Linked DNA regions of Homo sapiens: region 1 is linked to region 2. The links are chromatin loops, found by intact Hi-C in ENCODE. Cell type or tissue: PC-3. All regions are shown on one strand. Each heading gives the region's core, and the rest is flanking DNA. Links, peaks and the distances in the headings are about the cores only. Region 1 has its middle 19 kb from the start of LINC01479. Region 2 has its middle 83 kb from the start of LINC02421.

Region 1 (15,545 bases), core at 3,705-11,704, 99 kb after region 2:
GGAAGATCTACCAAGCAAATGGAAAACAAAAAAAGGCAGGGGTTGCAATCCTAGTCTCTGATAAAACAGACTTTAAACCAACAAAGATCAAAAGAGACAAAGAAGGCCATCACATAATGGTAAAGGGATCAATTCAACAAGAAGAGCTAACTATCCTAAATATATATGCACCCAATACAGGAGCACCCAGATTCATAAAGCAAGTCCTGAGTGACCTACAAAGAGACTTAGACTCCCACACATTAATGATGGGAGATTTTAACACCCCACTGTCAACATTAGACAGATCAATGAGACAGAAAGTCAACAAGGATACCCAGGAACTGAACTCAGCTCTGCACCAAGCAGACCTAATAGACATCTACAGAACTCTCCACCCCAAATCAACAGAATATACATTTTTTTCAGCACCACACCACACCTATTCCAAAATTGACCACATACTTGGAAGTAAAGCTCTCCTCAGCAAATGTAAAAGAAGAGAAATTATAACAAACTATCTCTCAGACCACACTGCAATCAAACTAGAACTCAGGATTAAGAATCTCACTCAAAACCGCTCAACTACATGGAAACTGAACAACCTGCTCCTGAATGACTACTGGATACATAACAAAATGAAGGCAGAAATAAAGATGTTCTTTGAAACCAATGAGAACAAAGACACAACATACCAGAATCTCTGGGACGCATTCAAAGCAGTGTGTATAGGGTAATTTATAGCACTAAATGCCCAGAAGAGAAAGCAGGAAAGATCTAAAATTGACACCCTAACATCACAATTAAAAGAACTAGAAAAGCAAGAGCAAACACACTCTAAAGCTAGCAGACGGCAAGAAATAACTAAAATCAGAGCAGAACTGAAGGAAATAGAGACACAAAAAACCCTTCAAAAAATTAATGAATCCAGGAGCTGGTTTTTTGAAAGGATCAACAAAATTCATAGACCGCTAGCAAGACTAATAAAAAAAGAGAGAAGAATCAAATAGACACAATGAAAAATGATAAAGGGGATATCACCACTGATCCCACAGAAATACAAACTACCTTCAGAGAATACTACAAACACCTCTATGCAAATAAACTAGAAAATCTAGAAGAAATGGATAAATTCCTCGATACATACAGTCTCCCAAGACTAAACCAGGAAGAAGTTGAATCTCTGAATAGACCAATAACGGGAGCTGAAATTGTGGCAATAATCAATAGTTTACCAACCAAAAAGAGTCCAGGACCAGATGGATTCACAGCCGAATTCTACCAGAGGTACAAGGAGGAACTGGTACCATTCCTTCTGAAACTATTCCAATCAATAGAAAAAGAGGGAATCCTCCCTAACTCATTTTATGAGGCCAGCATCATTCTGATACCAAAGCCGGGCAAAGACACAACCAAAAAATAGAATTTTAGACCAATATCCTTGATGAACATTGATGCAAAAATCCTCAATAAAATACTGGCAAACCGAATCCAGCAGCACATCAAAAAGCTTATCCACCATGATCAAGTGGGCTTCATCCCTGGGATGCAAGGCTGGTTCAATATACGCAAATCAATAAATGTAATCCAGCATATAAACAGAGCCAAAGACAAAAACCACATGATTATCTCAATAGATGCAGAAAAAGCCTTTGACAAAATTCAACAACCCTTCATGCTAAAAACTCTCAATAAATTAGGTATTGATGGGACGTATTTCAAAATAATAAGAGCTATCTATGACAAACCCACAGCCAATATCATACTGAATGGGCAAAAACTGGAAGCATTCCCTTTGAAAACTGGCACAAGACAGGGATGCCCTCTCTCACCACTCCTATTCAACATAGTGTTGGAAGTTCTGGCCAGGGCAAATAGGCAGGAGAAGGAAATAAAGGGTATTCAATTAGGAAAAGAGGAAGTCAAATTGTCCCTCTTTGCAGATGACATGATTGTATATCTAGAAAACCCCATTGTCTCAGCCCAAAATCTCCTTAAGCTGATAAGCAACTTCAGCAAAGTCTCAGGATACAAAATCAATGTACAAAAATCACAAGCATTCTTATACACCAATAACAGACAAACAGAGAGCCAAATCATGAGTGAACTCCCATTCACAATTGCTTCAAAGAGAATAAGATACCTAGGAATCCAACTTACAAGGGATGTGAAGGACCTCTTCAAGGAGAACTACAAACCACTGCTCAAGGAAATAAAAGAGGATACAAACAAATGGAAGAACATTCCATGCTCATGGGTAGGAAGAATCAATATCGTGAAAATGGCCATACTGCCCAAGGTAATTTACAGATTCAATGCCATCCCCATCAAGCTACCAATGACTTTCTTCACAGAATTGGAAAAAACTACTTTCAAGTTCATGTGGAACCAAAAAAGAGCCTGCATGGCCAAGGCAATCCTAAGCCAAAAGAACAAAGCTGGAGGCATCACACTACCTGACTTCAAACTATACTACAAGGCTACAGTAACCAAAACAGCATGGTACTGGTACCAAAACAGAGATATAGATCAATGGAACAGAACAGAGCCCTCAGAAATAACGCCGCATATCTACAACTATCTGATCTTTGACAAACCTGAGAAAAACAAGCAATGGGGAAAGGATTCCCTATTTAATAAATGGTGCTGGGAAAACTGGCTAGCCATATGTAGAAAGCTGAAACTGGATCCCTTCCTTACACCTTACACAAAAATCAATTCAAGATGGATTAAAGACTTAAACGTTAGACCTAAAACCATAAAAACCCTAGAAGAAAACCTAGGCATTACCATTCAGGACATAGGCATGGGCAAGGACTTCATGTCTAAAACACCAAAAGCAATGGCAACAAAAGACAAAATTGACAAATGGGATCTAATTAAACTAAAGAGCTTCTGCACAGCCAAAGAAACTACCATCAGAGTGAACAGGCAACCTACAAAATGGGAAAAAATTTTCGCAACCTACTCATCTGACAAAGGGCTAATATCCAGAATCTACAATGAACTCAAACAAATTTACAAGAAAAAAACAAACAACCCCATCAAAAAGTGGGCAAAGGACATGAACAGACACTTCTCAAAAGAAGACATTTATGCAGCCAAAAAACACATGAAAAAATGCTCATCATCACTGGCCATCAGAGAAATGCAAATCAAAACCACAATTAGATACCATCTCACACCAGTTAGAATGGCAAGCATTAAAAAGTCAGGAAACAACAGGTGCTGGAGAGGATGTGGAGAAATAGGAACACTTTTACACTGTTGGTGGGACTGTAAACTAGTTCAACCATTGTGGAAGTCAGTGTGGCGATTCCTCAGGGATCTCGAACTAGAAATACCATTTGACCCAGCCATCCCATTACTGGGTATATACCCAAAGGACTATAAATCATGCTGCTATAAAGACACATGCACATGTATGTTTATTGTGGCATTATTCACAATAGCAAAGACTTGGAACCAACCCAAATGTCCAACAATGATAGACTGGATTAAGAAAATGTGGCACATATACACCATGGAATACTATGCAGCCATAAAAAATGATGAGTTCATGTCCTTTGTAGGGACATGGATGGAACTGGAAATCATCATTCTCAGTAAACTATCACAAGAACAAAAAATCAAACACCGCATATTCTCACTCATAGGTGGGAATTGATCAATGAGATCACATGGACACAGGAAGGGGAATATCACACTCTGGGGACTGTGGTGAGGTGGGGGGAGGGGGGAGGGATAGCACTGGGAGATATACCTAATGCTAGATGACGAGTTAGTGGGTGCAGCACACCAGCATGGCACATGTATACATATGTAACTAACCTGCACATTGTGCACATGTACCCTAAAACTTAAAGTATAATAAAAAAAATGCATTTTCTTTTTTAAAATTTATTTTATTCTTAAATTTTTAATTGACAAGTAAAAATTGTATATATTTATATTGTACAACTTGATGTTTGGTTATATGTATACATTGTAGAATGGCTAAATCAAACTAATATATGCATTACCTCACATACTTATTATTTGTGTGTATGTGTGGTGAGAACACTTAGAATCTACTTTCTTAGTAATTTTCAATTATACAATAATATTGTTATTAATTGTAGTCATCACCATGAACAATAGATTTTTTTTTGAGAGATCTCTTAAATGTATTCCTCCTAACTGAAATGTTTTGTCCTTTGTCCAACATCTCCCCAAACCCCCAGCCCCCAGCCTTTGGAAACCACCATTTTACTCTGTTTCTATGAGTTTTACTTTTTTACACTGCACATATGAGATCATGTGGTATTTGTCTTTCTGTGCCTGGCTTATTTAACATAATGTCCACCAGTTTCACCCATGTTGTCGCTAATGACAGGATTTTCCCTTTTTAAGGCTGAATAGTATTCTATTGTGTATATACCACATTTTCTCAAACAAGAGAGTGAAGAGACAACCTACAGCATGGGTAAATATACTGTATTTGTAAACCATAAATCCGATAAGGGGTTAATATCCAAAATATATAAAGAACTCAACTCAATAGAAAACAAATAACCCAATTTAAAAATGGGCAAAGGACCTGAATAGACATCTTTCAAAAGAAGACATGCAAATGGACAACAGGTATATTAAAAATATATATTCTAATGATTATCACTGGTGGGTGGAAAAGCTTTTTTTTGTATATTGATTGTGGATGCTGGCTATTTGATGAACTTCTTAAAGCTGTAATAGAATTTAAGCTAGTTGTCTTAGATTTTCAAGGTAGATGATCCTATCATCTGCCAATTCTTTTTTTCTTTCCATTAATTAAACCTCATTTCTGTTGCCCTATTTTGTTGGTGAGGGCCATCGGGATAGTGTTGAATATCATGAGAGTTAATATTGCTGTTTTAGATAAAACTGAATCTAATATTTCCTCATAAGTATGATGGTTTCTAAAGATGTTTGCTATAGCCACTCTATATTAAACCAAGGAATTTTTCTTATATTTCTAGTTCTTAAAAGGCTTTTATTTTCCTCTCTCCTATAAATGGGTTTTATATTTGTTTGAATTCTCTTTTTTTTTTTTTTCAGCTTTCTTGGTATAATTACCTGGTTTTCTTCATTTAATTCACTGAATTGCCTTCATAGATTTGCTAATGTTGGAGCATCTTTGCAAGAATTAATGTTGATTTATTTTAAATGTCCTGCTGAATTCAACGTACTGAGTTTTTTAAAATAGAATTTTTGCACTTATCTTTATGTTTTAAAACAAATGAAATTGTTTTCTGCCTCATGGCCTGTAGCCTGGTTAGTTCCTCAGCTAAATTTTTTTCCCTCTGTTCTTTGAATGCCTCACTCCTTCTATTTAGTTCTCAGATTGAAGGTCAACATTTTTGCTATCACTTCTTGATTTTACTGTTTAATATTTCCCCCACTGCAGTGTTCCCTTACATATTATTCTGTTTCATTTTCTTCAGGGCACACATCACTGTTTAAGCCATTTTATTTATTTGTTCACTCATTTATTGTCTGTCTTCTCCAAAAGAATGTAAGTTGCATGAGGGCAGCAAGTGTTCATTTAGTCTACCACGTTGACTTCAGTGTCTCCACATTGAAAACACCACGTACACTAGATGGCAGAAGTTCAGAGGCATGGGCTTGGGCTTTGGTGGTGAACTGTGTGGCCTTATGCAAGTTATTTAAACTCGCTAAGCTCCAACTCTATAATATATAAAAGGGGAATAATAGTAGTCACATGACACATCTCTGGAGGGATTAAAGGAGACAACATATTTTAACAAATTTCAAGAGCTAGGATAAATTAGCTGATCACTAAGTGTTAGTTTTCTTAACTCCCCCTTTTCCCTTAAGATTGTAATAAGATACCAGGAAAAAGGAAATAGCGCCTAGGAAAATGCTGTGTGCAATCAGGTATATATTCTGGCAGAGAATCTTTGTATGCAATTAGGCAGAGCACTCTGCCGCTATTATTACAGCTCAACACATTGGTTTGAAACAGCTTCACTTTTTACTGAGATAACATTTTCACATGGAAATTTCAGTGAATGTTAGCCTTCAATATCTGAGTTTCTAATTCTTTCAGCAGAGTTTATAATTTTCCAGAATGCCCCTTCTTTTAAGGTGTTAGTTACAATGTAGGCTATTTCATGAGCATTTTCTAACTCCAGCCTTTAAGACAGAATTGTAAAGCAAGAGATAGAATTCTGCAATAATTTACTGGTTGATTCCCAAATTTCAAACTTTAACATAGGTGTCAGAACAATAAGATGATTTATGATTATGACTGACAACACAGGTTGCTCTTATGCATGTATCTATTCAGGAGCCAGTTATATTTTTCTAGCTGAAAAATCATCTTTAAAGTTGTCTTGAGGGGTCTGAGTATCCCCCGATTGCCATGACACAGCAGCTGTTTTGCTCTCAGTTTCCTTGTTTCAGTTTTTCCATCCACTTATTGAGTTCCAGGTTGTATACCTGGTGCACACCCGCACCCAGGCAACTTACCCTGTAATTACTAGCAAATTACCTAAAAGTAAATAAAGAGCCTGAAGTATTGAGTTAAAAAAGGTAGCTCCACAAAGTGATATTACCATGACCCCTTTCTGGATTTGGCTCTTGATATCGCTGACAACTTTTTCTTGAAATTCTCCAAAGTATGTCACTCAGTTGACCAAATGGACAGCAGAATGCTTTAGGTGTTTTCATACTTTCCAGTGGCACAGCTATGCCTCATCCAATGGCAGTGGATATTCGCCAAAGTGTCACTCTTCACCAAAATGTGCAAAAACATAATAAAAAATAAAATGATGTAATCTCATTGGAATTTGTGCAGGCTAAACAACCGTGACTGTGCTAAACCACCTATATAAATCATATTTCAAAGCATAAACTGCACATTCTCTCAATTTAAAAGAGCTGAATCTGCATTAAAACCTCAAATGGTCCTGAATTGAGGCCTCATTAAATAGAAAATTCACCAACTAATGCAGGTCAAGAAACCAGTTTGCTTAGGCAACAAAACATTTGTGGCATTTCTCTCCTGTATGAATTCGTGCACGCTGGAAAAGGCAATGATTCTGGTTGAAGGCTTTCCCACATTCATTACTTTTATAAGGTTTCTCTCTGGTATGCATCTGACTTACATCATGGGAAAGCTAGTTTCATGACTCCTTTGGAATAGTTGTGGTCCTGAATATGGAAAATCAATTAATGAATAGCTTAAAGCACAATAGTCAACAAATAGATGTGAAAATTCTTTGTGAACTTTAAAGTCTTACTTAAACGTGAGATATTATATACAGTGTTTTATGTTAGACTGTGAGCTTGTTAAAGAAAGAACTATGCCTTCTTTTTCTTTCTACCAGTTCCAGTGCCTCGTACAACATAGAAACCATAAGTGTTTTTGAAAGAGCAAATGAATATTGGAAGGAGTAAGGTGATAGCTAAAGCTAAAACAATGTTTAGGGAGAACAACTGAAACAAAAGCAGCATTTGTGTCTTAAACTCATGGCCTCTGAAACAGCCTTGATAGATAGTAGAGAGGGTCAGATAGAGAGAGCCTGACTCAGAGATTGGGAAGCCCTATATGGTTGGAAGAGAAAGTAAGAGGAGACCCAAAGTATTAGACCACAGAAAGAAGTTCTAATAGTCAGTGTCAAGAGATTCAGCAGGAGGTTGTGTATCAGGATTTGGGTTTGGGAGTGGTATGGAGCTTACCTATCTCTAAAACGAGCAGGAGGGCAAAAATGAATCCCAGTCCCAAAGAATTCACTAATGGCCAGCAAACCAACACAGGAACCCCAGCACAGACACACAAGATAGGAAACCAGTTGTTGAAACTACAATGTAACGGGGCTGATTTAATAAAAACCTGTTACATGAGTTATAGGTTTTTTTTTTTTTTTTTTTTTTTTAATGTATGTGCCCCACCTTAGGAAAGCCAGAAATAATGGCAACGAAGAAATATTCATTCACAGTGAGAAAGCCATTAGAACGTTGGCTGGAACCTAGGGGCATATCGAGGGCCCACGTGGGAAGGACAATGACAACTTGTTTAGTCCTCACTGGTTTCCCAGTCTGTGGATCTTATTTGAATTATCCAAGTCATCCAGATAATGGGAAATAGAGAATGTGAATCTTCCATATTGTGGTATTATTAAAGAGCATTAAGTAACGAGCTGGTAGGTTCTTTACCTCTTATTCATGTATTACTCAGAAATGCCTCACTTTTCTGGAATTCCAAATCTCTCAGCAATCATATTCAAATGCCATCCCTTTTACTAACACACATATAAAGTGGTGATAGTTTTTTTTTTTTTTTTTTTTTTTCATTGAAACCTACACTTGGCCTCTGGAGACAACTGAACTTATTTATAGCAGTGCAGGGATTCATTTTTAAAATTACTTTCCCATGTCGTCTATGACACATAAAAAAGAAAGGCGTGCTCTGAGCCAATTGGGATAGGGATTATGTATGGCATATGTAGCAACTGCTCCTCTCTTCCTGTTTTGTACATGTGTCCAATAGAGGAAGAGCAGCTGCATCATTTGTCATTAAGTATTAGGCAAGTAAGGGCTTTGTCTGGGGAGAATGACACAGAATAAACATTTCCCACCTTGGAAATAAATGTCTCCTATTGGCTTCGATGTGTGTGTTGATAAACGATTTTCGATTGCCTAAGGATTTCTCTGCTAATGGGAGGCCATTACTTTCTACAACGTTCAACAACACTGATATTATCCCGCGATGCCAATGCATTTGTGCTCCGTGGCAGTCATGGAGACTGAAAGTGCCTGCGAAACCAATGTGTGACAGGTCACATTTGCAATGCCAGTGCACAGTTACCCTCTGCAGAGCTTTGCTCTCCTGGGATACTTCTATTCTTAACTATTCATCGGAATTTAATTACTAGCAGACTTTTCATCCTGAAAGTTGCCACCACCAGCTAATTTCAACAATACAAGAAGCCCCAGTGTCATCCAAGAAGGCCACCTTATACAAAGTACCTAAAATAGCTGCAAGGTTCTCAAGTGAGTATTCATAGTAAGAGAAAAGAGTGCACGCTGGCCAAGTTAGAAGTGGGATCCTGGAGCCAGCCTCTCATTCTTGGCAAACAACGCAAATGCAGCAGGCCTCTCTGTGATAGCAGCGTGGCAGCGAATGAACAGCTCCTTCTCTCCCTTTAGAAAATGTTTAGGGCCATCGTTACAGAACTCTTTTCAGGCTTCAAGTTTTAATGTTCTGGTGGGAGAAATGAAAGTATCATTTCCCAACACATTAGAAAATGCCTAAGGTACACAGATAGGATGGGCTACCTGTTTGCCTTATTTCGTATATCCAGCCAGATTGTCTACATATTGCCTTCTGAACATACCTTCTACTCTCTCCTTTCCAAATATCTGCTTCCTTTGATTTCTGCCAAATGAAATGTTTGCCCCACCACCCTGCCCTACGACCATCCTCTCTGATAAGCAAGGTACTCAAATAAACTATATCTTAACAAATAGTTACCCCTGTAGCATGATGTACTTTCAATTGGAGAGCAGAGACCAAGGAAGGAAAACGAGATTTCAGGAATCATGCACAACATAATGGACCAAAAGAAGACAATGGCAGAGAAGTGAAGGGAGAGATGCCAGAGGGCATCACTCAACAGTACTCTTACTGTTCTAGGGACACTGATAGATGGACCGCATGATGTACAACATAAGACAACAACAAGGTTATGTGGATAAATTCTATAGTAAAATACACTTAAGAAACAGTAGTCCAAATAATTAAAATACATTTATTTTCTGCAAGATTTCCCAGAGCCTGATGTGTGTTGTTATTCTCCAAGAAGTAGATACATTTGACCCAGGATTCCCCCTCCTCCCTTTTTGGTAATAACCTCTCTTAGAACTAATATTCCATGGCACACGGGTTTTAAAAGAGTTTCTCAGAAAAAAAGGAGAATTAAGCATATGATAGAAATGAAATGGTTTAAATCTCGGGATGACTGAAAAATATGTACATTCTACCCAGATAAATAAATATATATATATATATATATATATATATGAATCAAAAGTTGGGTAAAATATAAATTAAGTAGGATAATATATGAATAAAGGGATAGATTCTGTGTGATATCTCTGTCTTGACCTAAGGACAATGACATTGTTGCTGGTTTATAGGGTTTTGGGGGGTAGTAGGGCACCCAACTGAAGGTATTGTGCTCTTGCTTTTGAAAATATGTCAGTGAACTTTGTGCACTACAACATGGCTTATAAGTCCTTTATGATCTGCATCCCGTCTCATGCTACTTTCTCTCCTTACTCCCTTTGTTCTAGTCACCTTGACTACATGCAGGTTTTGAATAACTCTCTCATTTTGGTGCTATTGTGTTGCTGCATCCCTGTCTAGAACACACCTCCCAGCCTTTTTTCCTGGATAACTCCCAGTCATCATTCAAGTTTCAATGTAGATGTTTCTTTCTCCAGGAAGCTTCCCTACTCCCTCTGCCAATGAATCAAGTCCTGCCAGACCCCCACCAGGTGCTCCCATTGCCCCTGAATGCCCATCACATTCGATTACAGTTGCTGCTGTGCCTGTCCATATTCCCCACTAGATAGTAAGTTCAGGGAGGGGACTGATCTCAGTCATACTCTCAGCCCCCAACCTCATGGCACAATGAAGCCACCCCAAAACTGTTAATTATCAATTAATTAATCATCTAGTGCAACATCTCTGTCAAGTTACTCCAAGAAGATAGTGTGATGGAATGGGGCCCTAGCACCTCCCCCCAATACACACACAGTGACAAGAAGCTTAGCCCTGACAAGCTTATGCTAGCTTCTATCAAAGGACTTGAGGATTTTTTCTCTTTATTCTGCTTCTTGAGGTTCAAAGTCCTCCAACTGATTACAATTCAAAAGTGGGACTTTTAGGGTAAGGAGAAAGTTGTGATATAGGCAATGTACACAGAGGTTGACAGATTGACCAATTCATTCATCTACTAGCATGTAAGCTCCATGAGACCAAGAATGAAAGTCAGTCCATCTGCAGCAGTGTGTGAGCAGAGGAGTGGCAGGATAATGCTGGAGAAGGCAGGAGGAAACTGATCACACAGGGTCTTGTAGACTAGTAAGGATTTTTGTATGAAGTACCAGGACACAACTTTATTATACAGGGCTTTTAATGTTAAAGTTTTATAATGATCACTTTTCTCATTCTGTAATTCTTCCTTATTTCTATCACCAGCCCAAAAAGAGAAGCAATTCTTTCTTCTTCTTTTAGTGCTTCTGTTCATTACAGAAGCAAAAATATTCAGGCTATTTTTTTCTTTCCCTTGAATTAAGGCTGGAATATATGCAGGCATCTCTTAATATGTTATATCTCTATTCAGTCTCGTTTCTGATGCCCCCAACATACTCCATCAGAAAAATCAATCTGAACTTCAGCTGAGGACAGAGTTAAAGCTTTCCCTAGGATCATGTGTGGTTGGATTGGGGGTTGAAGGTAGGTGGTGGTTATTCCACATGCCAGGGCAAATGAACATGAGATCCAGCCCACTAAGAACTACCTCTATCATTATGTATCCAGGGTATTTCTAATAAAAAGAATGAGGAGAAGCTAGAGAAAGATAATTTTATCAAAAATCAGAAATTAGATAATTACCACAATTAAGCACTAAATTAATTCTGAGCTTATGATTACCCAAGGCAAAAGACAGTGTCATGGGATATTTCTGTCTAGCAGAAGGAAAGATATTAGTTTTTAAGGAGAGAATAACTTTTTTTTTTACAGGTTATAAAATCAAGGACAAATTACTTATATGGAATTTAATCATAGAGACTTAGAGAAATCCAATGGAAAATATGTTTTCTAAAATATTTCACATGTATTTCTCATGGCCATTTCTTATGCCAATTCTTGATTAAAAACAATTGAGATCGTGGCATATAATTGTGGTTACATTAGAACATTTTGATGAGGCACTGGACTTATATAATCCAAATATATTACAGTTATTACCCAGAATATTATCAGATAGATGGTTAGCATTTGCTTTGGCTATCCACAAATATGTCATTCATCTTAATCAATGTTTTAATAGAAAGCTAAGATTAGGATTTCTGAAAAGTATCTCCAGTACAGATAGTCCATTTTGCTTGAAAAGAGATCTGTAGGATTTTTAGATACCAAATGATTAATCATACCTGAAAATACAATACTTTGTTGCACCAACACACAATAATCTTCCTGAACAACAATCCCTCCCTAATGGCCATATATTCAGAGGTTCATGACAGTTCATATATTCTGTGGTCTCTGCTTCCATGGGCTCACTGCCTTCCAGTCAGTTTTTCTAAGTAACTCTTACTTTTAGTCCCTGAACTTCAAACCTATTACTTGTAGTCCCTGAACTTCAAACCTATCCTATGTTCTGCAATGCATATATCTGGCTTTGCTTTCATACTGCTACCTGATCTTATTATCTTCTTCCTGTCAAATAATCATTGCATTACTAGGAGAAGAAATGAGGATTTACAATGTAACTTACAGCAGAAGGATGAGGAAGGAAATTTTCAGCACTACAATAAGGTCAAGTTAAAACTATGTGTTAGAAATCTCCCATCAAAAATGTTTACGCTATAATAGCACTATCCAATTGGAAAATAGTACAAACCACGTATGCAACTTAAAGTTTTCTGGTAACCATAATTTTAAAAGTAAAAAAAAAAACAGTAAAATTCATTTTAATAAGTCTAAATGCAATATATCCAAAGTACTATTATTTCAACATGTAATACAAATTTTTAAAAATATATTGAGATGATTCAAAATTCAGTGTGTGTTGTACACCCACAGCACATCTTAATGCATTCTACCTACATTTGAAGTCCTCAGTAGTCACATGTTACCATACTAAACAGCATAACTCTATAATATAGTATTATGCCCCTCAGAAAGCTTTTAGGTAAACCTCAGTCTACAGTCCTGAAAAATATTATGAGTGGCAGAGCTAATGCTGAATCAATATTTACATTTTATGTAATACTTAGCATGCAATTAGAGAATATATTGATTATATTATTTATTCAACAAATATTTATCAAGTCATTAAAATATGCTATGCCAGGTAAGATGTTGGTAGATCCTTTGAAGGGTACTGTCAACACTTACTTCCTGATTGTTTTACAAAAGAGTGATCAGCTTTGCCCCTTTGAAGTATACAGACATGATACAATTTAGTCTCCTTTGTTCTTCTGTGTAGAAAGAAGGACCAGGAGGCCGGGCGCGGTGACTCACACCTGTAATCCCAGCACTTTGGGTAGCCAAGGCAGGCGGATCATGAGGTTGGGAGTTCAAGACCAGCCTGGCCAACATGGTGAAATCCCGTCTCTACTAAAAATTAAAAAAATTAGCTAGGCATGGTGGCATGCATCTGTAATCCCAGCTACTTAGGAGGCTGAGGCAGGAGAATTGCTTGAGCCCGGGAGGTGGAGGTTGCAGTGAGCCAAGATTGTGCCACTGCACTCCAGCCTGGGTGATAAAGCAAAACTCTGTCTCCAAAAAAAAAAAAAAGAAAAAGAAAGAAGGACCTGGAGCCAACAGGGTGTCACCTTAGAGGCAGGCACCTGAGAGCAGGCAAAGGAATAATTCCGTCTGCTGAAATACTAGGAGAGGTTGCAAGAACACTTTGAACAGTGCCTCAGGGCTGAGACTAAACACAAAACAATAACATTTATAACATGCTGACATTTTTAATTGTGAAAGAAACTGTATATGACTTGGAAATTACAGAAAACAAAGAAAGAAATCACTCATAATTCAACAATTTCTATGTATTTCCATTGCACATTTTGATGCATTTCCTTCCATCCAGTCTTTTTGCCCAGTCCTCACCATTTATGTCCCAGACCTGACAAGTCTGAGCCATGAGAGAATGTTATGCTTGCCTTTGATATCTAACTTGTGATGATGTGAGCCCCCACCCCCACTCCCACCAGCTTGATTCCCAGGAACTAGCTGGCCCCCAGGGGTCTCCTGGCTGCAGTCTCCCAGGTAGGACTCCTGCTGTCTCAGGAATGCCCCACAACCCCCGTTTCTCTAAGCTGGCTGGCTTCTTACCTTGCACCTCACTGTGCCCCTGTGCCTACCATCCTCACAACATCACCGCTCTTCAGGGACACCAGTCTGCAGCTAATCTAACTTCACCTAGCCCAGTGAGGGGCTTCTGCAGGTTCCACTCTGAAGCTCTTACTAAGGGTCTACAGACCCAAACTCACAGCATTCTGCCAGTGATTAGGGCTAACTCAGCTCACACTCATCAGAACTCTCTAGGCATTTCTGTACCTTAGAGTATAGGCCTGACTCAACCCCTAAATGGAGGCCGCTTCATTTTCAGAGCCAGAATTAGCCTCTTCCCAGGATGACTGGACAGCAGGAGCACATGTTCCTTTATGGAAACATCTCTCACAAACAAGGCTGTGGTCTGGTTCTGTGGCCTTAGCACGATCATTACAGCAGCCTAACTATGAACTTCTCACTGCCTGGGCTAGAGTCTTGTCTTGTTTTCTGTTTCTCTTCTTTTTCCGCTTTTTCTTTCTCTTTTTTTCTTTCTATTCACCTGCCTTTCTTCTGCCTTCCCTGCTTCCTTCCTTTTTCCTTTTTAAAATTTTACTTATAGAAAATGGTATCTTAGAAACATTCTTCTGTTATAAAAGTACAATATATTCTCATCACGAAAAACGGGAAAATTCAAATAAACAAAAAAAGCAGAAGAAAAAAACCTCATGAATGTAGTATTTCCGAGCTAACTACCCTGTAAATCTAACACCTTGATTATCTTAAGAATCTGAAAGCTCAGGCACCTCAAGTATCAGAACCCTGAGATAACTCAGAAATCTGAAAAGTTGGTTGCTAAACTAAAGCTTTGATTGATAATAAATTAGTGTTATCTTAGCAAGTTCCCAAGTATAGGTAGGTATTTATGTAAAAGTTTATCATAATAATTTCACTTGCTGCTTTATTAAAGGAATTGTTAAAAGTTATTTATCATTATATAAGACCAAAACTTTGGCCAGAAAATTGGAGAAAAAAAAATCCAAACTTGAACTTCTAAGTTATACAGATGGTCCCCAACTTATGATGGTTTGACTTATGAATTTCTTACTTGATTATAATGTGAAAAATGATACACATTCAGTAGAAACCATGTTTTGAATTTCGATCTTTTCCTGGGCTAGCAATATGTCGTACAAAACTCTTACATGAGATATTTGACATTTTATTATAAAATAGGCTTTGTGTTCAATAATTTTGCCCTACTCTGGGCTAATTTAAGTCTTCTGAACACACTTAAGCTAAAATGTTCTACAGTGTAAGCTAGAATGTAGGTAGGTTGGATGTACTAAAAGCATTTTCATCAAACCATGGTAGGTTGAGGGGCATCTGTAAACTGCTACCAACAATATCATATCCACACACTTAGGAAATGTCGACGTCCGCTAGGACTTTCTCAGTCATTAGTGTTTCTTTTCTCTTTCTTTTGTGAACTACTAAAAATAATACA
Region 2 (15,545 bases), core at 3,116-11,115:
GTTTATTTCCTTTCTCTAGAAACAGGCAGTGACAACAATTGAAACTATTGCCTGTAGGAGTTTTGACTACTCATTAAGTCACTTACAGACTACTGAATGCATCTAGTCCAGTTGGGTAGGTCCCTACCTCTGGTGGGACTGCATCTTTCATTTCCTTTTTACCTTGCCAGAAAAGGAGGCAAAACACTTTCCACATAATCGAGTCAGAGAAAATATATATTTGTACATTCCTTATAACCTTTCCACGTTCACTTTTGATATCATGAAAATTGTGTCAATATTATGGCACCGGAATAGACTATTCCTTCATCACCCACTTTTAAGCCCCTGCAGTGATCTCTGCACTATAATAGATGATGGGGAATAGAGACATGAGTGACCCCAGACCCTAATTTTAAGCGATCTACAGTCTGGTGAGAGATTCAGAAAATAAACAGTAATAATAGACAAGAGAAATACTGTGAAAGAGGAAAACACAAGATTCACGAGGGGCCAGAGGAGAGATTGATTAATTTTTCCAGAGGGGAGTTTTCAGAGAGGAAGTAGCCTTGCATTAATACTTGTAGGATGGGCTTATAGAAATTGTAGAAACTCTTCAGGCATCAAGAGAGGGGTGGGCCTTCTAGACACAGGAACTGTGAAAGTGAAGTGTGGAGAAATGAGAGAGCCTGGGTGTTCAGGGAAGTGTGAGTAGCCTTACAGAGTGGTGTTCTCAAAAACTGTGTTCCATGAGGTCCAGCTCAGGTTGTTCCTTGGATAAAGGGGCCCATGGACAAAAAAGTTTGAGAAACCTAGATGAAACAAATGGAAGCAGATTTCCTTTTTAAATGTGTTATTGGTTTTTCTTATTATGTGATTTTCTTAATGACAATGTGCTTTGTGATTCTTTAAAATGAGGGTAGAGTATGATGACGTGATCAGATTTCTTTGTCCATAGCGTCATTTGTTTGTGGCACATCTATTTGGGAAATGCTGGGTAGAGTATAGAATGCTCATGGGAGAGTGTTCAGAAATGGGGTTAGTAAGGACAATAAGGGTAGAATGTAAAACCTGTATCCATGCTAAGTATTTATGGGTGCAGGAGGGATTTAGAATGTGTTGAATATTATGACCCACATGACCAAATGTATTAGTCTGTTCTCATGCTGCTGATAAAGGCATACCTGAGACTGGGTAATCTATAAAGACAAAGAGGTTTGATGGACTCACAGTTTCACGTGGCTTGGGAGGCCTCACAATCACGGCGGAAGGCGAACGGCACATCTTACATGGCAGCAGGCAAAGAGAGAATGAGAGCCAAGCAAAAAGGGAAACCCATTATAAAACCATCAGATCTCATAAGACTTATTCACTACCATGAGAACAGTATGGGAGAAACCGTCCCATGATTCAATTATCTCCCACGGGGTCCCTCCCACAACACCTGGGAATATGGGAGCTACAGTCAAAGATGAGATTTGTGTGGGGACACAGCCACACCACATCACCAAATGTTCATTTTAGGCAGTTGTGTTAGAAGCAGAGTGACTGAGGCCTGAAGAGACTGAGATGGGAGTAAGGAGATGGTTTGTTTATCCTCCCTCCCTCCTTCCCCACCACCCTCCCTCCCTCTCTTCTTTTCCTTTCCTTTCCCTTCTCTTCTCTTCCCTCTCTTCCCTCCCTCCCTTTTAATCTGACACACTTTACAGAAACTCATTCATCACACATTTTTGAGCACTTGCTATGTTCTATGCAACTACAATAGATGCTCCCTTCCTCCCTTCCTTTCTTCCCTTTTCTTCCTAGCTTCCTTTTCTCTCCCTTCTAACATGTATTAAGTGCCCAAGATGCAGAGAATATAACGTCGAACAGAACAGACAAAAGAGTCTGCTCTGATAGAACTTACATTCTAGTGCAGGGGACAGATACAGACAAAGTGTGGGGGAGGGGCACTACTAATTTAAGGAGGATGGTTAGGGAAGGCTCTAGAAAAAGATCTTTGAGGTATCTAGTGGAAGGTCAGTCTGGGCAGAGAAACTGCTAATGCCATGCTCTGAGGTGCTGCATTTGCAGTGACTTTGGGGTGTCCAAATAGAGACTTCCTAAAGGCAGTTGAGTATATAGAAAAGGAATTCAAGGAAGAGGTGAAAACCCAAGACCCATGTTTGAGAAACGTTCCCATATTGTTTCCATCTGAAGGAATGGGCATGGCTGGAGTGGGGAAAATAGCCAGAACAGACCAAGTGTGGAATCCAGGACAGAAGATAAAATTGCAGAGTTCAAAGACTACCTCTCTGAACAAAACCAGAAGAGAGAGGCCACCTAAGCTAAAGAAAGTGTGTGTATTATCAGTGGCTGCACACGCTGACTTTGAACATTATCTGCCAAGGAAGAATGGTCAAGAAGGGGTTTAAAGACTTAAACCAAGTTCACTGGAATACAGGTGAGGCAGTTGCCTTCTTTTTTAACAGGGAAGAGTCATTTGAAGAGTGTTCTTCAAATGGAGAGGGCAGAGCTGAAAAACAAACAAAATGAAGCAAGAGCAAGACAATAAAAACACAACCTAGTAATTTCAGAATTCTGAGCAGAATAGTTCACATTTCACAAGAGCTGGGGACTTCAACCTTGGGGCAGACCATCCCTGTGGGTTTCTATAGATATCCAAAGGAAGAGTAGACTCTTTCTGGAATGGAGGAATTTGAGCACCAAGGAGCCAAAAGGCTTAAAAAGGTAATGCAGACTGTTATTTTAACAGTGGACAAACGTGTACCTTTGCAAGTTGTTTATTTAATTAGGAGGTAGAGAGTCGTGAAGAGGCCATGATTTTAAAACCAGGCTGCCTGGACTCCATCCCAGCTCCACCTCTTAGTAACTATTGTGACTTTGACAATTTCCTTAGCCTCTCTCTGTTTCTGTTTGTTTCTGTAAGTTTGTGTTAGAAAGAATGTATGACTTACAGAATCATAGTAAGTACTAAACAAATTAAATCATGTAGAGCATGGTGCTCATAAGAAGAACCCTAAACATTAGCTCATTTGTTAACTGTGTATACATAAAGCTTAATCTCAATCTAGATTTACACTTCCCTTTAAATGGGTTATAAATTATTGCTTGTCTTTGGAATATTGGAGAGAGACCCTGGATCCCACGAGGCAGGAAGAGACAAGCTGTTGAAGAAGCAGGCACCCAGAAAGAAAGAAGTCATCACTGTCAGAGTAAGTGTAAACCAGGCTCAATTTGGAGAACGCAGAAACATTCTCTGGAGATTGCCAGAATTCACTGGAAGGAGAACCACGTAGAAGTTTTGCCTTCCCATAATCAAGCAGGAGGGGAGCAGAGCCTTCATAATTTGGATGTTATCTGTCAATACGATGTAATTTTAGGTGTCATGGTAGAGTCCTGGGCTGACATACTAGCTACACATAGACCAGAGGGGTTCTCTCCCCAGCTCCTCTGTAGAGGAAAATATGTCACTGGGCCCTTGACAAAAAGATGTGCTTTTGTTTCTGCTGAGAGTCTGCAGGAAGGAATGTTCTACAGTATGATTGTCCTCCTTCCTCTGCTTCTAGAAAAGATTAAGGCAGAAGTCAAGCCAGAAATAAAACTGCTCTTTACTTCTGTCATTGGAGATTAAGCAGATGATGACTAATCACCTGTCCTTCTCTCTGTTTCCAAGCCAAATGAAAAACTTTCAGTACAACTCAGGACAGCTTTGGGGCTCCGTCCTCGTGTTGTAATGATGTATAGATCTGGACTGCGCCTCTCAGACACAGGGACGACGAGCTTGTCTGGAGTTTGAAAACATATTTGTAAACTCCTGAGGGAACTTTGGAGGCTGAATAGATTCTCAGCCTCTAGCCTAGTTCTTTGGATTGAAAATCTAGACCACATCTTTTTATTTGATAAAGCGTCTGTGTCTCTGTGTATATTATGCTTATTACTTCTTTCACTTTTTCCTCATTACGTTTAGTCAAAGAGCTGGTATTCCACTTATAGAAAAAGGGATTTCTGAAGCATTTAAAAACAATCCTTAAAAGTTCTGCCATCTGTTTCTGAATCATTCAGAAAACAAAGTGAAGAAATGCAAACCTTTTTCATAAAACTGGTGGCATATCAGCAGCTCTACTCTTAGGGGGCATGTGACTTGTTTTTCATGTGGATCTCTCAGTTTCTTGACTCTGGGGTTCCAATCCCAATTCTGATTCCCACTGAACAACAAAAAAGTACTATGCTGTAGCACTATTTTATCATTTGCACTTTGAGAAGTCCAGTCTTCATAAGTGTGTGTGTGCCTCGGGGCATTTAGAAATGCACTAACATAGTTGGCAAAGAGCAGTGGGCAGGTGCAAAGGGTTTTCTTTTTTTCTTTTTTGAGACAGAGTCTCACTCTGTTGCCCAGGCTGGAGTGCAGTGGCACAATCTCGGCTCACTGCAAGCTCCGCCTCCCGGGTTCACACCATTCTCCTGCCTCAGCCTCCCGAGTAGCTGGGACTACAGGCGCCCACCATCACGCCTGGCTAATTTTTTGTATTTTTCAGTACAGACGGGGTTTCGTCGTGTTAGCCAGGATGGTCTCGATCTCCTGACCTCGTGATCCATCCGTCTTGGCCTCCCAAAGTCCTGGGATTACAGGCGTGAGCCACCGTGCCCGGCCAAGGGTTTTCAATGAAGATAAACTGTTAAGACATTTTCTTCTCCTTTTGCTTCATTTTGTGTCTCCTTGCAGTATTTGTGTTTTTTTCCCCCTCTAATATTGAAGACATTTTCTATTTGATTTGTGATTCAACATTCAATGTGGAAAGTCTGCTCTCTAAGATCCAGATAGAAACTAATATACTGCTTTAGGTAATCTTACTCTATGACCTTCCTCACTAGATGCCTAATGTAGGACAAGATTCTCCTTTTATAGTTTCTGAGTGCCTTCTTTTTATGTGGGAGATTTAGCAAATGATGCTTGACAAATCCTTTCTCATAACTTCTAACTATTAAAATGTCCTTTTTGTGAGTCATGTTTTCTTTTTACCTTTACTTCGGGAGTTTTAGATTTATGTTCCATACCCTGCAAAAAATAAAGATTTTTCACAATTTAAAAATAAAGTCTACTTCATGCAGAGGGCAAAACTCAATACCACAGAGATGCCACCAGAGGCCTGATAAATAAATGGATTAAGAAAGGATCTGGATAAAGTTTGCAGGGTCACAAAAGACGTAGGTAAACTCTGGGCTATGCCTCACTATAGTAGATCAGATTTGCCCAGTTGTAAGTAACAGAAATTGACTCTGGCTAGCTGACACACAAGGAGAAAAAGGGGGAATTCAGCAGAAGGCAACTGGAGAATCACAAATATATAAAGGAACAGTTAAAAACAAAACTATAGGAGGAGAAGTATGAAAGCAGCTTCAGGGACCTCAACATTCAAAGCCCATGGACTTTTTCTTCAAGGAGCTCTTGAATATAACTGAGCTCCATGGACCCCAGTACTTGTGTCTCTGTTGTTCACACCTCAGATTCCTGGGACTCAGTATCCAATGGTCCCATTTTGGTCAGTTGTCTGTTTTTATGGCAGTTATGGCAGGATCCTAGAACACAGACTCAATTCTTAGAACCACACCTGTAGAAGTAAGCAGGTATTAGTTTGGGCCCTCTAAGAAGCAGATGCCAATACGGCATTAGGCATGCAAATGATTTACTGGATAAAACACCTATGAAAAATAAAAGAGTGGAACAGAAGATACCATGATGCAAGTCTCACCCCTATGAGGGAGAGAGAAAAGGAAGCAGATTTGAATTGCTTCCTGAGAACTTAAGACTGCAGCACTAAGGAAATTCTGGCCAAGCCAATTCAAATTCTTGAGCCAAAGTCACCTATCAGAAAATTCTTACAACCTCATTAGAATGAGCCTGCCTTAATATCCCTACCATTCTCAGTCATTGGCCAAGAGCAGCCCAGGGAAAAGATGGCCTTGGATATGAGTATTGTGGTAGATTCAGAGTGCAGCAGCTGGGGCCATCAATCAATGATATCCCTCATAGCAGGAGATGTGAGTAGTACATTTCCATGGCTGCCACAGAGCTGTTCCTCAATAAGAGACAATCACAGACAATGGGAAGGTCACCCCAAGAGATGTCCTCTGCATTTGCCTTTTCAGTTAAACTCTTGAGAATTGAGTGATGCCTCTGTTTGAGGCTCTATTGGTACCAAGCCATGGGTCTGATCGGACTCAGTAATTTCTAATATCCATTCGACTTTGGCTTTGCATTATCCTGTTTTGTCACATTCTATTTTAAGATCCTACCAAATGAAATAGAGTTGAAACAAATGTCCTCTATAGTATTATATGAAAGTCATCCCTTGGGTAATGATACATAAGACCCTATCAAATGAAATAGAGTTGAATCAAATGTCCTCTACAGTATCATAGGAAAGTCATCCCTTGGGTAATGATACCTAAGATGGCTGGCCCTGGGTTGTTTTGCTAATATAAGTAGATTCATTCACTGGTTTGCTCTGTTTTTTTGTTTGCTAGGAGCCATATCTATAGAGCTACACTTTGGCTGCTACTTTAACAACAAACAGAGCATGATTTTAATGGCCAAAACACGACTGCTTTCATGGAGGAAAACAGGAGTTGAAAATAGAAAAAGATCAGAAATGGCATGTTGATGGGGAGAAGAGGTGCCCAGTATTCCAAGGAGAATCCCCCTGCCCTGCTACATATAATTGATTCTGGCTTTCCCATCTACAGAAGTCTCAGGATTCACTTAAATTACAGTCTTAGCTTTGTTTTCTCCTTAGCTGCTCACTAAAAGATCCAAGTGAGTTCAAAAATTCCACTGACTATGTAGACATGCAGGCCCTAAGAGAAAAGTAGAGACTTGCTCAAAACCACTCCATAGGTATACCTCTGATACTGCACACATACTATATCCTAGGTCTCCTCTGAGACCTGGTACATGTCTTCTGTTCTTTTTTCAAATGTCTTCCTTTGCAACTTTCAGTTACTCTTTTGCGAACACGTTATAATGATATTTACTAAGCACTACTTAATGGCATAAATTCTACCTTAAGGCCTTAAAAGCTTTATTTTCAGATGTCTGTAAAATCTTGTTTAAGAATAATATGGGTCCAAATAAAATTCTTATTTGACTACCTTAGTCATGACATAAGCTCCTATAAAAAGCAACCTCCAAATCTTAGCTACTTAACACCCAGTGTAGATGTTTCTAACTGGATGACTCTGCAGTAGCTCTCTTCCAAGCAGTGACTCATGATCCAGGCTACTCCCATCTTGTGGCTCCATTATATTGAGATTTTAGTCACCCTAGCATTACCCAACACCAGACAGGAGAAAGACAATGAGAATGGAGGATTACATATGGAAATTTCTTTCTCAGCCATGCTGTAAAGTGGCTTATATTATTTCTCTATATATTCCATTCACTATAACCCATCAAATGGCCCAACAAACTGCAAGTAATGATTTACTGGGGAAAATACCTGTGAAAGATAAAGTAAGTAAGGCTGGGAAATGTCATTTCTTCATTGTGTGAACATCACAGAGTGCACTTACACAAAGCTAGATGGTATAGCCTACTACACACCCAGATTATATGTTATAGCCTATTGCTCCTAGGCTACAAACCCATACAGCATGTTACTGTACTGAATACGGTAGGTGATTGTAATACAATGGTAAGTATTTGTGTATCTAAATATAGAAAGGGCACAGTGAAGAAATTACAGTCTAAAAGATAAAAATTGCACACCTATACAGGGCAGTTACCATGAATGGAGCTTACAGACCTGGAAATTGCTCTGGGTGAGTCAATGAGTGGGTGGTGAGTAAATGTGAAGACCTACAGCATTACTGTACACTACTGCAGACTTTATAAACACTGCACATTTAGGCTACACTAAATTTATTTTAAAAACTCTTTTCTTTTTCAATAATAATTTTAGCTATTGTATGTAGCTTTTTTACTTTATAAACTTTAAAAAATCTTTTTGGTTAAAAACTAAGTCACAAACACACACACATTAGCCTAGGTCTATACGAGGTCAGGATCATCAAGACATGTAGGCGATAGCAATTTTTCAGCTTCATTATAATCTTATGGGACTACTGGCATATACGCAGTTCATCATTAGCCAAAACATCGTTATGCAGTGCATGACTGTATGTCCTATATTTATTTTTCATAAGTATTAAAAGCTCTAATTTCCCCTTAAACACAGTTGTAGCTGCCTCCCACAAATTTTACTATGTTGTCTTTTCATTGTCATTCAGTTCAAAATATTTTCCTCGTGGTTTATTCTTTGACTTACAGATTATTTAGAAGTGTATTGTTTAATTTTTACATATTTAAAATTTTCTTACACATTCAACTAATTTCTAATTTAGTTGCAGTTTCTTCAGAGAACATACTCCCTATGATTTCAATTGAGACTTATTTTATGGCTCAGAATATAGTCTACCCTCAAGAACTCACCATGCACTCTTGAAAAAAGTTTATTTTGCAATTTTGCACTTGTTTGGTATAGTGTTCTATGTATAATAATTAGGTCAAGACTGCTGAAAGTATTGTTCAGAACTTCTCTGATTTTTGTTTGAGTGTTCTATTAATTGCCATGGGGGAGATATAAAAATCTTCAACTATAATTGTGGTATTATCTATTTTTCTGTTTAACTCTGTCAATTTTTGCTTCTTGTATTTTGAAGTTTTTTATTAGGCACATATGCATTGGTGATTGCTAGGTTTTCCAGATGCTTTGTCTTTTATCAGTATGAAATGTCCATCTAACTTTTTATAAAGGAATTGTAAAATACAAAATCTATTTCATCTGCTGTTAATAAAACTACTCCATCCTTTTAAAAAATTTTAATTGTGGTAAAATACACATAAAATTTATTATCTTAACTACTCTTAAGTGTACAGTTAAGTATATTCACATTGTTTTATAACCAACATCTATAACTTTTTCATCTTTCAAAACTGAAACTATACCCATTAAACAACACCTCCTCATTTCCCCCTCCTGCCAGTCCCTGGCATCCACCATTCTACTTCTGTTTCTATCAGTTTGACTGCACTAGATACCTCATGTAAATGAAATTGTACAGTATTTGGCTGTCTTTTGGGAGTGGATTATTTCACTTAGCATAATGTCTTCAAGTTCCATTCATTTTGTAGCATGTGTCAGCATTTCCTTTCTTTTAAAGGCCGGATAATATTTCGTTGTATGTATATACTGCATTTTGTTTATCCATTCATCTGTGAATGGGCATTTGGATGGCCTCCACCTTTTGGCCGTTATGAATAATGCTATGAATATGAATGTATAAATATCTCTTCAAGACTCTGTTTTCAATTGTTTTGGTGATACACCTAGAAGTATGAGTATTGCTGGATCATATAGTAACTCTATTTTTAATTTTTTTAGGAACTGCTGTACTGTTTTCCATAACAGTTGCACCATTTTACATTCCTACTGTATTAGTTCATTCTCATGCTGCTATGAAGAAATACCCGAGACTGGGTAACTTATAAAGAAAAGAGGTTTAATTGACTCACATTTCCCCATGGCTGGAGAGGCCTCAGGAAACTTACAATCATGGTGGAAGGCTCCTCTTCACAAAGTAGCAGGAGAGAGAACGAGTGCTGAACAAAGGGGGTAACCCCTTATAAAACCATCAGATCTCGTGAGAACTCACTATAATGAGAACACTGTGGGAGAAACCACCCCCATGATTCAATTTTCTCCACCTGGTCCCACCCTTGACACGTGGAAATTATTACAATTCAAGGTGAGATTTGGGTGGGGACAACCCAAACCATATCACCTACTGATGGTGCACAAGGGCTCCAGTTTTTCCACATCCTCACCAACACGTATTTTCTGCCTTTTTAAAAGTTTTTATTTTATTTTATTTTTATTTTATTTTTTGAGACTGAGTCTTGCTCTGTAGCCCAGGCTGGAGTGCAGTGGCACAATCCTGGCTCACTACAACCTCCACCTCCTGGGTCCAAGCAAGTCTCCTACCTCAGCCTCCTGAGTAGCTGGGATTACAGGCACCCACCACCATGCCTGGCTAAGTTTTGTATTTTAGTAGAGATGGGGTTTCACCATGTTGGCCAGGCTGGTCTTGAACTCCTGACCTCAAGTAATCCACTTGCCTTGCCTCTCAAAGTGCTGGGATTACAGGCATAAGCCACTGTGCCTGGCCTCTGCTTTTTTTTATACCAGCCATCCTAATGGGTGTAAAGAGCTACCATGCCTGGCCTCTGCTTTTTTTAATACTAGCCATCCCATTATGGGCTTTCCATCCTTCTTATCTATACTGTTTGCATGCTATAGTTTTTCCATCTAGTTACATTCAAACTTTGTCTTTATATTTAAAGTGTATCTCTTAAAAACAGCCTACACTGGAGTCTTGTTTTTTTTCCTCACATTCTGATAACATCTGCATTTCACTGGGTATATTAGGTCTAGTAATGGTTGGGTGTGGTTTTTACCCACCCAACCAATAAAAACATTTATTCTTTATTTTATATTTATTTCCTCTTTTAAAATTCTATTAGTACTCTTTATCTGTATTTTTAAATTATTTGAATATGTTTAGAAACTTTAAAAATGTTCCCATTGGCTTTTTAGGTATACTTTGCCTTTTCGGCTGTTCTATGGATAAAATATGTATCTTAATATTTTCACAGACCAAATAACAATTAATATTACAGCATTTCACATAAAATATAGAATCCTGCCAGCCTATAGATACATACCCTGTCCTCATCCTTTATGCTACATCTACCTTCATTATCAACATTGTCATTATTCACTCTCAACAATGTATTATCAACATTGTCACAAGACACTGTTATAATTTTGTCATTAAACACTGTGTGGTAAAGAATTAATCTTGCTCAAAGGGAGGTCTGCCCTGTGCCCTTGACTTCTGGAAGGTAATCTTGAAGCCCTTGGAATGTCCTGCCTCATAAGAGTGTCTGTTTACCTGAGGGCTTTAAGCCACATCAAATATAGCAATGTAATGTATAGTGGAAATTTTGGGTCCTATGGTATCAGCTCAACTACTGGAGGGGCTGGAAACTAAGATCAGCCGTGTGGATGGTCCATCATGTCTATGTGACACAGCCATGATAAAATCTTGAACAAGATTCAGGTGAGTTTCCCCACTTGGCACTACTCTATATATCTTGTTATACATCATTTCCATGAACACTGAGAAAGGACAACTGGAAGCTCCATCCATGGAATTCTCTTGGACTCTACCCATGTGTCTCTGTCTCTTTCCTCAGCTGATTGTAATCTGTAATAAACCATAACCATGAGTATAGCTGCTTTCAGTGAGTTCTGTGAGTCTTTCTAGAGAATTTTTGAATCTGAGGGTGGTCTTGGAGACCTCAGACTTCTAGTTGGTATCAGAAGTGAGGGTGGTCTTGTGGACTACCCTTTAAACTCTTACATACTCATATGTATGGTAAAGAAATTAAGGGGATTTAAAAAATTATAGTCTTTGAATTTACCCAAATATTTTCATTTCTGATACTCTTTTTTTGAGGATTTCTGTGTCCATTTGGAATTATTTCCCTTCCACTAAATAACTTCTTTTGGCATTTTCTTTAAGTGCAGGCCTATTGATGATACATTCTTTTAGTTTTCCTTTATGTGAGAATCTTTATTTCACCTTCATTCTTGAAGAATTTTTTTCACTAGATACAGAATTCTAGGTTGACAATTTTTTGTTTTTTGTTTTTCTTTTGGCACTTAAAAAATGTTTTTACACTCTTTTCTGGTCTCCATAATTTGTGATGAGAAGCAATTTGCAAATTAAATGATTGTTCCCTTATATGTAATCTATCATTTTCTCATTTTCTCAAGTTTTGCTCTTTATATTCAGCTTTCAAAAGTTTATGATGTTCCCAAGCAAAGCCTTCTTTATGTTTGTCCTGCTTAGTGTTTCTTGATCATATTTAATATTCTTATGCTTCATAAAATTTGGAAAATTTTGATTGTTATTTTTTACATTTTTTTTCCTTGCCCAATTCTCTCTCCTCTTTCCTTGTGGAATTCCAATTATACGTATGTTGGACTATTTTATATAATCTACAAGATCCTTGAGGTTCTGTTCATTTTCTTATTTTTTTCTCTGATATTCACTTTAAATAATTTTATTGGTCTATCCTCATGTTCACTTGCCCTTTTCTCTGTCATTGCTACTTTGTTTTTGTAGGGGAAGAAAAATATATATTTTTTTCTCGACCCTCATAAATTTTCAGTTACAGACTTCTGTAAAAAAAGACACTTTAACAACAGAAAAACGGAAGTTTATTAACATGGATATTTCATATATACATGAGAGATACCCAGAGAATGAGTAATTCTCAAAGAGGTGGCTTTGAATTTCAGCTTATATAGCATCGTCAACAAAGAAGAGTAAATTTTTAGAGGAATGACAAGAAAATGAAAAGAGTTTTGAATCTCTAGGGCCATTAAATTGTGAGAAGGCATATAAATTATATAAATATAGATTTCTTTGGTGTTATCTCCAGGTCTACAAGGGTCTAAAGTTAACTTTTGTTCTCCCTGGCAGAGAAAGGAGGTGGGATATCTTTTGGTTTTATTAATTTGTGTTCAGCTTTTAGGCAAATGAGGGGTAAACACAAGAGTTTTCCTGCATCTGCTTCTTTTTAATTGCCATCAGTGCAACAGTCACTATGCCAAAGAGGTATATTTTGGGGTGACATATTCTGGCCTCTCACACTCTTAAATCTATCTGACAGTTTTAAAATTTCAGTTATATTTTCAATTTTAGAATTTATATTTGTTTTCTTTTTACTTGCTCAATTTACCTGCTGAAGTTTCCTACCTTTCACTCATTATAAGCATTTTTTTTTTACTTTATTGCAGGGTCATAATAATGGCTTTAAAATCCTTGTCTGATCAGTCCAATATTTGGATTATTTGATAGTTAGATTTATTTAATTTTTTCTTACGAGTATGTCCCATTTTCCATGTTCTTTATTGTCAAGTAATGTTGATGTACCCAGAGTATTATGAATGTTAAGTTGTGGAACTTGGATTCTGATGCTTTTCTCTGATAACTGTTAGCTAGTTTTAGCAAGCAATTTTACTTGGTTTGAAATGAAAACTCAATTTCTTATGTAGCATCTCCAAATGCAGTTCATATCTTTTGTCTTTAGCAGAGCTATTTTGAGCCTACTTGACACATGTGGTTCAAGAGTTATTGAAAATAAAAGCAGATAGAATTTGGAGATCTTCTCTCTGATCCTTTTCCTTACAGGCTATTCCTCTGTAGTGACTGTGGTCTCCTCAGATTAAGTCTTCTGGGTCCCTGGGACAAAAAGACTGCAGTTTTTCCCCCACCAGTGTCCCAGTGTTACTCAATCCCCACTGACTGCACCTTATCCCAGGCTAAAAGGACAAACATAGAAACTCACTCTATCAGCTCCTTTCCCAGGAGGATGAACTACTTATAAGAATTTGCTTGTATCACTTCACTCTCTAGTGACTTCAGCTAGCTACTTTTTACATTATGTCCAGAGTTTATAGCTATTATCTGCATACAGATCAATATCTTACACAGCAATTACCCCATATTTTCTTTATAACCATCTTTTAACTAGTAAATTGGAATTTTGTCTGTGTGGGAGGCATCCCATGACTATCTGCAGGGATCTCAGTTTCACAGATATTGATTACTGTAAGCTAAGTGACAATGATGATTCACATTTAAATTCTTATTAAATTTAATGCAAATTGATACAAATTACATACCCACATATAAGATAATGGTATACTAGCTATGACTTACAACTAGAATATAACTAAGTTATAGCTTTTGAAATGAAATTAATTGAGCCTAAGGAATAATTCTATTAGGCATTGATATTTATTTAATTTTAAGAGAATATTTATATTTAAGCAGTACCTGAAAAGTTACTTCATTTTCACAAGATTCTAAGAGTATAACATTGTCATTTGGTACATCAGTGCCTTGGGCCTATCTTGCCCTATTATTTTTAACAAGAGTAGGGATGGAAACTGTGAGATAATTGTCTGTTGCAATAACTAGCTATGCTGTTTTGGAGAGGAAGTCCAATGATAGATAAATCTAGTTAATGCAGACACTAACTCAAAAAGCTTGCTGCAAGTGTCATCGTTTATAAATAAATCTCATAAATCTGACCTTGGCCAAGTTATTCAAGACAGGGTTCTTTTCCTCAGTTTCTTCACCTATGACAAATGGATAGGCTTGTGGGGCTGTGGCTAAAACAGATGAAATAAGTAATGAAAAGCAGTTGGCATAGTGTTCAGCCAGTTTAAATATCTGTGGCAATAACTATTTGGTGGCTTTGCAATGTGTCAACAATCACCTCAACTGAAATACATTTCCCAGAATTCCCTTTCCTGCACACTTCCAGTGGGGTCAGGCCACAGAGAGATTTGAGTGGCATATCAGGCAGAGTGAGGCAGCAGTCATCTGTAGTTCGCATTCATTGCCATCCATTTGCTAGCTCACCCTGCTGGCACAAGGCAGCTGATGGGCCTATAACTGACCACCATTTCCTGGAGATTTCTGCAGCTTGCCTGACTCCTGGGCCATTTGTGTGTGTTTTGTTCCATGATGAAAGGCCACCACTTCTGCAGGACAGCCATATCATACAGGTCAGAGGAAACGAGATGATGTAGGTCTCAGGCTGCCCTTTTGGGTTCAAGCTTCTACTGTGGGTTCCAGTCTATCCTTGCTCTCCTAACTTTCCATCCATCTCCCCTTCCTGCCAGCCCGTTCTGTGGCTTCAAGATCCAGTGTCAGATGGAAAAGCAACAGCCTTGCAGAGACTGTTGAGCCAGATCCCACAATCGCATAAAGTCAAGTACTTGGGACCAATTGCTCCTTTTCAACACACACACACACACACACACACACACACACACACACACACACACACAGTTTCTGCTTCTCTGATGGAATGCTGATACAAACAATAATTGAGAGTAATTCAGTTGGTAATACTCTAATTAAACATCAAAAACCCTCCTTTAATGGCTGGTAAACACAAATGACTCTTAATATGGCACCTTGGTGCTCTAGAATGCATCACGGTATGTTGCTAAAAACACCTGAAGAGCACCAGCACTTCTAATAATAACAATAAGAAGTTTAACAAAGGCAGCCGGGCGTGGTGGCTCACGCCTGTAATCCCAGACCTTTGGGAGGCTGAGGTGGGTGGATCACCTGAGGTCAGGAGTTCAAAACCAGCCTGGCCAACATGGTGAAACCCAGTCTCTACTACGAATACAAAAATTAGCCAGGTGTGGTGGCGAGCGCCTGTAATCCCAGCTACTTGGGAGGTTGAGGTGGGAGAATCTCTTGAACCCGGGAGGTGAAGATTGCAGTGAGCCGAGATTGCACCGCTGTACTCCAGCCTGGGCCACAGAGCGAGACTCCATCTCAGAAAAAAAAAAAAAAAAAAGAAGTTTAACAAAAATTTTTTGAGTGGTATATATTATACTAAGTCAAAT

The links. Hi-C counts contacts between places; a loop is a spot of excess contacts. Peaks named below come from ENCODE experiments on the same cell type or tissue, not always from the same donor. Only the 100,000 strongest peaks of a DNase experiment are listed, where the experiment ranks them.
Region 1: a loop joins it to region 2, with 2.0 times the contacts of the local background. A loop is called at or near these places in 6 of 110 quality-filtered maps.

What each region holds. Positions count from the first base shown.
Region 1 is chr12:67,902,366-67,917,910 of GRCh38, forward strand. No RefSeq gene overlaps it. Among named protein-coding and RNA genes, the nearest start is that of LINC01479, 19 kb to the right of the region's middle. In PC-3, for the core only: no CTCF peak of the experiment used is centred there; DNase peaks (open chromatin) are centred at 6,916, 7,056, 8,186 and 8,306; H3K4me3 peaks cover 293 bases; H3K27ac peaks cover 3,323 bases.
Region 2 is chr12:67,804,379-67,819,923 of GRCh38, forward strand. No RefSeq gene overlaps it. Among named protein-coding and RNA genes, the nearest start is that of LINC02421, 83 kb to the left of the region's middle. In PC-3, for the core only: no CTCF peak of the experiment used is centred there; DNase peaks (open chromatin) are centred at 7,253 and 9,273; H3K27ac peaks cover 2,100 bases.